Linked DNA regions of Homo sapiens: region 2 is linked to region 1. A link is a contact called in ENCODE Hi-C or POLR2A ChIA-PET data. All regions are on one chromosome and are shown on one strand. The core of a region is the stretch at or near the end of the contact, and the rest is flanking DNA. Distances in the headings are between cores, read along the strand shown. Region 1 holds the start of PJA2 (praja ring finger ubiquitin ligase 2). Region 2 holds the start of REEP5 (receptor accessory protein 5).

What was found. A loop is a pair of places that touch in the nucleus more often than their neighbours do. ChIA-PET counts read pairs that join two places held with the same protein, here RNA polymerase II (POLR2A). Pooled maps may share reads with other maps.
Region 2: a loop to region 1 is called in a map of CD4-positive, alpha-beta T cell, with 6 times the contacts of the local background. The contact joins the promoter of REEP5 here to the promoter of PJA2 in region 1. A Hi-C loop is called at or near these places in 1 of 168 maps with a recorded cell type or tissue (CD4-positive, alpha-beta T cell), 1 of 37 single-sample maps with no recorded cell type and 11 of 50 pooled maps. POLR2A ChIA-PET finds 5 or more read pairs at or near these places in 1 of 52 experiments (A673).

Annotation. Positions count from the first base shown.
Region 1 is chr5:109,408,127-109,412,158 of GRCh38, forward strand. It overlaps PJA2 (praja ring finger ubiquitin ligase 2), which reads right to left and starts at 1,848. Exons shown (of 10, transcript NM_014819.5): 1 at 1,716-1,848. RefSeq lists enhancers at 933-1,032, 1,073-1,192, 2,303-2,482 and a silencer at 1,713-1,792.
Region 2 is chr5:112,919,223-112,923,616 of GRCh38, forward strand. REEP5 (receptor accessory protein 5) reads right to left here and starts at 3,005. Exons shown (of 5, transcript NM_005669.5): 1 at 2,851-3,005; 2 at 1,941-2,034. The coding sequence starts at 2,968. It overlaps LOC105379123 (a long non-coding RNA gene), which reads left to right and starts at 3,165. Exons shown (of 3, transcript XR_948675.3): 1 at 3,165-4,394. RefSeq lists silencers at 2,196-2,645, 3,006-3,275.

The sequences.
Region 1 (4,032 bases), core at 598-3,097:
AAATAATCACACATAGAGGAAGTTTACTGAATTGTTAACAGTGGCTGACAATCAAGATGCAAGCAGGACTAGAAGTGGAAGCGGTAATTTTTACCTTACATTCTTCCATACTGTTTAATTTTTTAAAATCAAGGATGAATTAAAATTTGTAATTAAACATCGATCAATAAATTAGAAAGTTATTTTCATTATAAATCATCATTTGTAATAGCAAAAAGAAACTGCAATTAAATGTCTTTCAAAAAGGGAATAGAATAAATTATAGCCCATTCAAACTCACGAGATACCAGTTAGCCTTTTAAAAAGTATTAGGGAGACCTATATGTAAAAAGTAAAAATGTCCAACATATGTAATTAAGTCAATAAGCAAGCGGTATGCAAACATGTTTGGTATATGGTATAGCCTCCCTCAAAAAAAAAAACTTTACGTGTACTTGTATGTGTCTAGAAGTGCATTTGCAAGATTTTGAAAAATGAACACTAAACTGTCAACTTTACACTGGAGTGGGACTGGGGGATGAAAAGAAATATTTAAATTTTACCTAACAGTCCGTTATTTATATTGTTGAAGTGTACATCAAACTTGCATGTCTGCAATGAATTTTTAAAATTAAGTGGTCATCTCATATAAAAATGACATGAACCCCAAAAGACAATTACAACACTGAAAAATACAGTTTAAACGTTTATTACTGTTATCCTCAGGTTTATTCACATACACTTCAAATGATCCGTAGCCTTCAGCAAAGGTGACTGCCATTTTAAAGAAATGTGACCAAATATTTCATGATAAAACAGAATACATTAAGCCTGCAATGAAAATTTTAAACTTCACAGAACCAGCAGACTCAAAAGAAGCGCCTATGCGGATGTAAATTTTTTTTTTTTTAATGTCCGGAGAAGGAACTCTCAGATTACTCTCCTCCCTGCAAAACGACTATTTACCACCTCCCCTTTGCTTCAACTTGGTCTGAGCGTCTTTAACCTCACCATTTTGAATGTGCGCAAAATGATTACCAGTCATCTGAGGGAGGCCAAATTAAAGGTGCATCTGCAAGAGGAGCTCTGGCCTGACATCGCTAACTGAGAGCAGCCCTGGCGGAAAGGTGCTGATCCCGGGAGTAGAGCGACTGCTGCGGCTCGAGCGGGGTGTCTGCGTGCCGAGCCTCACTGACAATCGGGGAAAATGCAGACGCCCAGCAAAACGACGGCAACAGAAGGCTCCTCGGGGGAGGGGTGCTGCAGGCCTGTGGCGTAAGATGGTTCCGCTCTACGCGGGGTGACGGGAAACCGCAGAAGGTGGGTGTGAGGTGTTGGTTGGGGGGCAAACTCTTGTACAGTGGCGAGTGTAGGGGAAAGCCAGCGGGCTCCTTGGCCAAGTCACCAAGGACAGCAGAAGAGGCAGCAGTAAAGAGCGGCAGCGAAGACCCCGATACCAACCAATGTCATCTGTCGGGGGGCGGCGGGCGCGACCGTCCCGGATAGGAGCGCGGCCCGGGTCCGGGCTGGACAGGGCCCAGGAGGCGAAGAAGGCCTCCCACAGCCATCAACCCCACCCACCATGGCCGGCGCAGCAGGCCAGGGACAAGCCCCGCTCCTTCCGAAGCTAGAGACAGAGAAACTGAGGAGCTGAACGCAGCAATTTCCTCGCCCCGACCCCCACACTCCCGACAGCGGAACAAGCCAGACTGAAAAAAAAAAAAAAAAACCCTCACCGAAATGTGCAGCGGCTCCGGAGCGAGAACAGCGCTCGAACCTCCACCCGCCACCACCGCCTTCTTCTCCGCCTCCAACTCCTCCCCCGCCGAACGCGAAGCGGCTGGCGGCTGTGGCGGCGGCGGCGGCGGTGGCGGCGGCGGAAGCAGAGGCGGTGGCGGTGAGTCCCGCCCCTTGCGCCGCGGTGGAGGCGAAGGAGGAGAGTACGCAAGCCCCTCCCCCATAGCAGAGATGACCAGTCAGCTTACAGGGTCTCTGCTGGGGGACAATGCATACGCCCAATCAGAACCTGAGGAGTGGGCTCACGTCAATGGTTGGGACGTGGCAGAAAAAGGGAAAAATACTTGGACCTTCTCTACAGCCTGCTCCCCCATCTCCCTCAGGGGGAGTTCACCAATTGGCTGAAGAGCGGAAAGACGAAGCCGACTCAGTCCCCCGCCCCAGCCGAGCCCACCTCCTTTCCCTGCAGTACTGCGACGTTTGGGGAGGGGGCGGAGCACCGTGTAGGAGCTAAAACTGCGCGGCCTTTTGTGGTTTGGGCTGAGAGAAAAGGGCGGGGTCTCGGAAAGGGAAGGGGGTGTGGAGAACTAACAGAAAGACTGGCGCAGTTAGGCTTTTTCGGAAATTCCAACAGCAACAACCAAAATGGAGGCATTAAAATCGATCCTGATTCGACTGGAAACCTGATTAACAAGGTTAAGGTCTCCTGGCATAAAGTTCAGTTACAATGCAGATATCGGTGAGACAAAAAAAAAAAATGACACGAAGAAAGGCTTGTTTACCCACCCTGACCCTGGGCACTATATGGCGCTTTCCACCCTCCCTCTCCGCGCTGACCCTTGCCCCTCGCTTCTTATTCTGCTGGGGCGGGGTTCAGAGGAGGCCTGCCTTTCCTCTGTATAGCCTTGGGCTGACCACAGCCTCCCAGCTTGCATCTTGAGGCTGTTTGTCAAGCCGGGAAGTAACAGCTCCCATCACATGCAACCAAAATAAATACAACAGCTGCAGTCCCCGGACACCTTGCTTAATTTAAACCTGGGTAACAGTTTAGTTAATTATGTCAGTGATACAAAACTGTTTCTTCGTTCCGCACATATTCCCTTTATTCATCTTGAAACGTGTCCGCTTATCTGATTACAGTCCCTCTGTCTTCTCTTATTCCCCACCCCCGACCCGTCGCCTGATGCCCAGGATATATTCATCGCCACCCCTCCCCCGCGAATTAAGAGCCCCACTTCTTGTGCTGTCCCCTTAACAACAGCGAACTCTCTTGCCAGTGAACTGAGACTAATTTTTTTTTGCTGTTGATGGAAATAAATTACCCAAAATTTACTGTAGAAATTTAGGTTTATGAGAATTTGCCAGACATTTTGTGAAATCCAATCTGAATCCCAGCCCACTCCTGTAGTACGTTTCTTACCAAAAAACCATTCCTTGCTTGATATTACTCTGCCTTCACACGTGTTGCTATAGGAGTTCTGACTTTAACCATCCAAGTACCTCTTTGAAAAAAAACAAAATTCATATTTTAATTACATTTCCCTAGTTTCCCTTTAGGGTGTTCCAGATTGGCCCAACTGGATACATTAACCTGTTCTAGAAGGCAGGGATTCCCAAATTTCAACCTTTTTCATACTGTATCTGTGTATACTACTCACTGTCCTTTTTTCTTTAAATAAATGTATATTTTCTTTAATTTCTTTAAGAAGGAGACTTTATAAAAGTACTATAAATGGAAAACTAGCATCACCTATTATAAGTTGAAAGTAACTGTAAGAAAAATGAATGCAAAACAATGTTTTTAAATTGTGGCTAGAAACTGTTGTCCACTAAAGGCTCTAAGTCTAAAGACAACTGTCTTTGTTAAAAGGGCAAGCTACCAAGCATTAGACACACATTAAAGATACAGCACTCAAATGGTATTTTTATCATGATGTCATCAAAGGATAGAAAAAATAGAGCCGGAATAGCAATCACTTTCTCACTATATGAGTCATTGTTTTTAATCCTGCATGCGTGTCCCAACTACAGTTAACCAAGGCATCATAAGTGATCTATGTTACTATGAGAAACACTGGTATGGAGGCTGAAAAAGCCTGTACTCTAGAATCAAGCAGACATATTCACATACTGGCTCCTGCATTTGTAGCCGTGTGCCTCTGGGCAATCTACTTTGTTCTCTGACCTCGATTTCCAGTTTATTATAAATATGGGAAAGTAATAATACCAATTCATGAGTTGTATAGATTAAATAACCTAATCAATGTAAAGCATATCATACCTACAATGAAGTACTAAATACATATTAGCTTATGT
Region 2 (4,394 bases), core at 1,755-4,254, 3.5 Mb after region 1:
TAAATAGTGGTGCCTTTAGGAGGCAATTAAGACATGAGGGCTTGGCCAGGTGTGGTAGCTCACGCCTGTAATCCCAGTACTTTGGGAGGCTGAGACAGGTGGATCACCTGAGGTCAGGAGTTCAAGATCAGCCTGGCTAACATGGCAAAACCGCATCTCTACTAAAAATACTAAAATTACTCAGGCGTGGTGGCACACGCCTGTAATCCCAGCTACTAGGGAGGCTGAGGCAGGAGAATTGCTTGAATTTGGCGGGGGTGGGGGCGGCCAGGGATGGCGGTTGCAGTGAACTGAGATTACGACACTGCACTCCAGCCTGGGCAATATAGAGCGAGACTCTGTCTCAAAAGAAAAGAAACAGGCATGAGAGCTCTGCCCTCATGCATGGGATTCGTGTCCTTATAAAAGAGGCTTGAGGGAGCCAGTTGACCCTTCTACCATGTGAGGAAGCAGTGAGAAGATGCCATCTTTGAAGCAGGGAGCAAGCCCTCACCGGACACCAAATCTGCTGGTGCCTTGGTCCTGGATTTCCCAGCCTCCAGAACTGTGAGCAATAAATTTCTATTGTTTATAAATTATCCAGTCTAAGGTATTTTGTTATAGCAGCCCAAGCAGACTAAGACAGTGTTCACAGGTCACACTTTAAGCAACATGGATTTTGATGCTACTAAAGACCACCATTTTCAAATACTTTTTCTTTCTTTTGGACAATTATACAATCATATTGGTTATGCAATGAACAGACTTGATTAGACTAATGTAACACCGACCGCCTGAATATTTGCTCACGGGGGTCTGTATGCTTTATTCTGTGCACACAATCCCGTTTTTCCTTGAGTCTCCTCCATAAAGCAGAGCCCGGGGTAGGCCTCAGGGCTATATGTAGCTAGACTTTCTGGAGTATGACTAAGTGTCTGTACCGGACTAACACAGTAACAACTACTAGGTAACTGCAATTTAATTGCTCAAATCAGAACTAACTTCTAAAACATGTTTCTTCCCTTATAGTCATAGACTAAATTCTAGCCTAACTAGTGACAGATACAAGCTGTAATAATGTGTTATCTGTGTCTTAGCCTCCTAGGTGAAAATTTTTTCTTCCTTTATTTTTATCCCTATGGTTGAAGAAAGTAGCAGAGACCAACTGAATGAAGGTAAAAACCACTGGCTTTCTTAGGAAGAACTGTAGAGCAAAACAAAATTCATTTCTGGAGAGGAATAATTCCTACTTGAACGAATGGAAAAATAAAATCGTAGAATTAAAAAAAATAAACACATTGTAGAATAAAAACAACTTTGGTAATAAATTCAGATCCTAATCGTAAAAATTCATTTTTTAAGTAGCTCAATTATATAAATGACTCACTTATATAACCAAGGAGCTATATCATGGAGCATTTTTAAAGGTTTTTGTTTTTACACTAGGGTAAGCATTTCCCAAGTTTGTCTGTAACATGTGGCTTTTTCAAAATAAAAGAAAATGAGAAAATTCTCCCTACTGTCTCAATTAACGTAATTATGAATTAAGGAAGACCTAATTGATAGGGTTTTACTCTCTAGGTGCATAAATATATGGTGAAATACTCATTAAAATAATTACTAGACAGAAGTGCTCAGCTCCCTGTACCTTCTGAGATCCTCCCACCAGTAAAGGGAGGACGACAGAGTGGTAGCGCTTTCCTGTTAGTGTGCCAAAGAGAGGGGACACTGGTCACCAGGATAATCTAATGAAAATACCTCTGGGCTAATCGTCAAGAGATAGGGATTAAGTTAAGGTTCCAAAATGGTGAATACTATCCCCACCCCTTATGTCCAACCTCATCCCTCCCCGCCGAGCTTTCACTTTTCTCCCGGGAATTGCGGATGTGCAGTCTACTGCAGCAGCCCTGCGGGGAGGAATGGAGGAAGGGAAGGGGACGGCTGCAGGGTGTGTCACTTACGAGATGTAGGCTGGGTAGCCAAATCCTATCAGGTTGCAGAGGAGAGAGGCTCCATAACCGAACACCAGGTACAAGGCCACCAGTCCGATGACACCTGGGGACCACAAGGAGAGAAGTGGGTCGGGCAGCATGAGAGCCGTTCACGCGGGACAGCCGCCGCCCACACCGCGAGGCTGGGCCTGTTGTAGGAGTTTTCCTCTCGACTCGATTAAAGGAGCGAGAAAAACAAACCACACGAAAGCTGGGCCTGCGCGTCCGCTGGGCTATGCCTTGAAGTCTGGGGATACCAGGCAGCCCCACCATTGTGCCTCTCCTACCTCCCGCAGGGGGCCCCGGCGCTTTGCGCAGCAACCCCCGGCGCCCGGGACGGTCCCAGGCACCCGCTTCCGCCCTCTCGCAGGGCCTGCTGGGCAGCGCTCCAGCCTGGGAAGCTGCGCTCAGCGGGGAGCGTCCCGAGAGGCCCGGACTCCCGCACACGCTGCAGTAGCAGCCCCCGCCCACCCGAGAGGCGCCCTCTCCGGGCGGAGCTCCACGGAGGGTCGGGTAGGACCGGGTACCTCCGTCAACGCGCCCGCCCGCAGGGGCCCCGCCGTCCGCGCCCACCGCGCAGGACAGCAGGAATAGGGCGCCGGGCCGCGGGGCAGACATACGTCAGCGCTGGCCCTTCCAGCTGCCAGCGCCCGGCGCCGCAGCTGCCCTCCAGCCCCGCGACCCTCAGCCTGGGCAGCCCCCGCGGGGTCCTCCGATGCCCACGCTTTCCGGGAGGCCAGCCTGATCCCTGAATATGCTGCTTGTCCCGTCTGTCTCCGACTCCACCTTTCCCGAGTCCTCTCCCTGCTTCCTTCCCCAGCAGCTGGGGCAGCGGCGGCTCCCGTGGCCCTACCAGCGGCGGCGACCCCCGGCCACCCACCAAGAGCGATGAAGCTCCTGTTCACGCCGGTTTTGGCCTCGAGCTTGGCCAGAAGGTCAGTCATGCAGTTCTTCTCGTGCAGGAACCGGTCGAACCTCTCCCTCATGGCCGCAGACATGGCGGGGACCGTCTCGCCGCTCGGGGCTGTTCCTAGTGCCGGATAGACTGGAGCGGCGACTGCGGCGGAGCAGCGGCAGGCGGGGACCGCGGCGCGTCTACGCGTCCTCCACTCGCCTCCGCTCGCCCCGCCCGGCCGCCGCGCGCCCCTCCTCGGCCGCCGCGCGCCCCTCCTCCCCCGCCCAGCGCCAGGGGGACAGCGCCACACCCTGGCGGGGGCGGGCCTGCAACTCCGCGGACGCTGCGAGGTGGCCTGCCTGTTGACAGTCTTAACCCATTGCGGGGTAAAAAGGATGTGGCGTGGGGGCGTGCATTTTGTGTCTCTCGTGGGTCCCCTTCTCAAATCGGACTATTGCAAAAAGCAGGCAGAAAGGAGGCAGGCGTCCTTGTTGCTCCCGCCTGCAATTCACTGCGATGAGTTTGGCACCTACATTGCTGTGCTAAACCTAAGGCATTTTTGACCTAAAAAATTGAAATGTTTGAGCATCGTGAAAGAACTCTTTGGAAGCAGTCCTGCTTTCTCCCTCTTTGCCTTAACTTGGCAGTTTTTCTCACCTACAGACAATCGTTGCCTTGTAAAGACCCTTGAAGAAATCTAACACATCCTCCCTGGGGTACACCTTTTCCAAGCAAAAACTGCATTAAATCTTTTCATGGTGGGCTTGCGTTGTCTTGGTGTCTGATACTGTGGCAAGTGTCCAAATTCTCTCTGTGGAGCCAATATACTCTGCACTTCCTACAGTCAAAATACTCTGAAGAAGACGGAGATTCTAAGGTCCAAGCCTTAGGGCAGGAGCTCATTTTTGCTTCCTTCAGAATGAGTTGGCCATGCTCTTCCTCCACCTAAACCTAGGCTCCTCTTATCTCACCCATATGACTTCCAGACACTCCTAAAATTACTCTTGTTGACTCCTATTCTGCACACTGCTGCAGAATTTTTGTCCGAAGCTCCGTATTATTATCCTAACAGACTAGAGCTCCCATTCCTTGGCAGAGCATTCAATGCCCTGCCCACAACTGGCCCCGAACATTCTGTCTTGGTCCTACACAACCCCTCTGTGCTTTCAAATCTACTTAATTACCCTACTGCCTTCCACTTCTGCAAAAAGTTATCTTGCCCACGCCTAGCTTTTTCCTTTTATGCTAATTCTCCTTCCTCCTTTCTTCCTCAGAGCTTCTTAGCTCAGCTTTCTCAGCTGTTCCTACCACCACCCAGCCAAATCAGTGAACAAGTGAAACAACCTGCTGTCTACTTCTGTCTTTTCACCTACAGTTAATTCTCAATGTGGCAGACAGTAGAATCTGTTTTAAAATGTGCGTCAAGTTGTGCTATGTTTTTGTTCTCAACCCTCCAGCAACTTCCTATCTGCCTGAAGGAGGGCATCAGGGTCACAGGTGACATGGTTCATCCCTCCCCTTTCTGATGT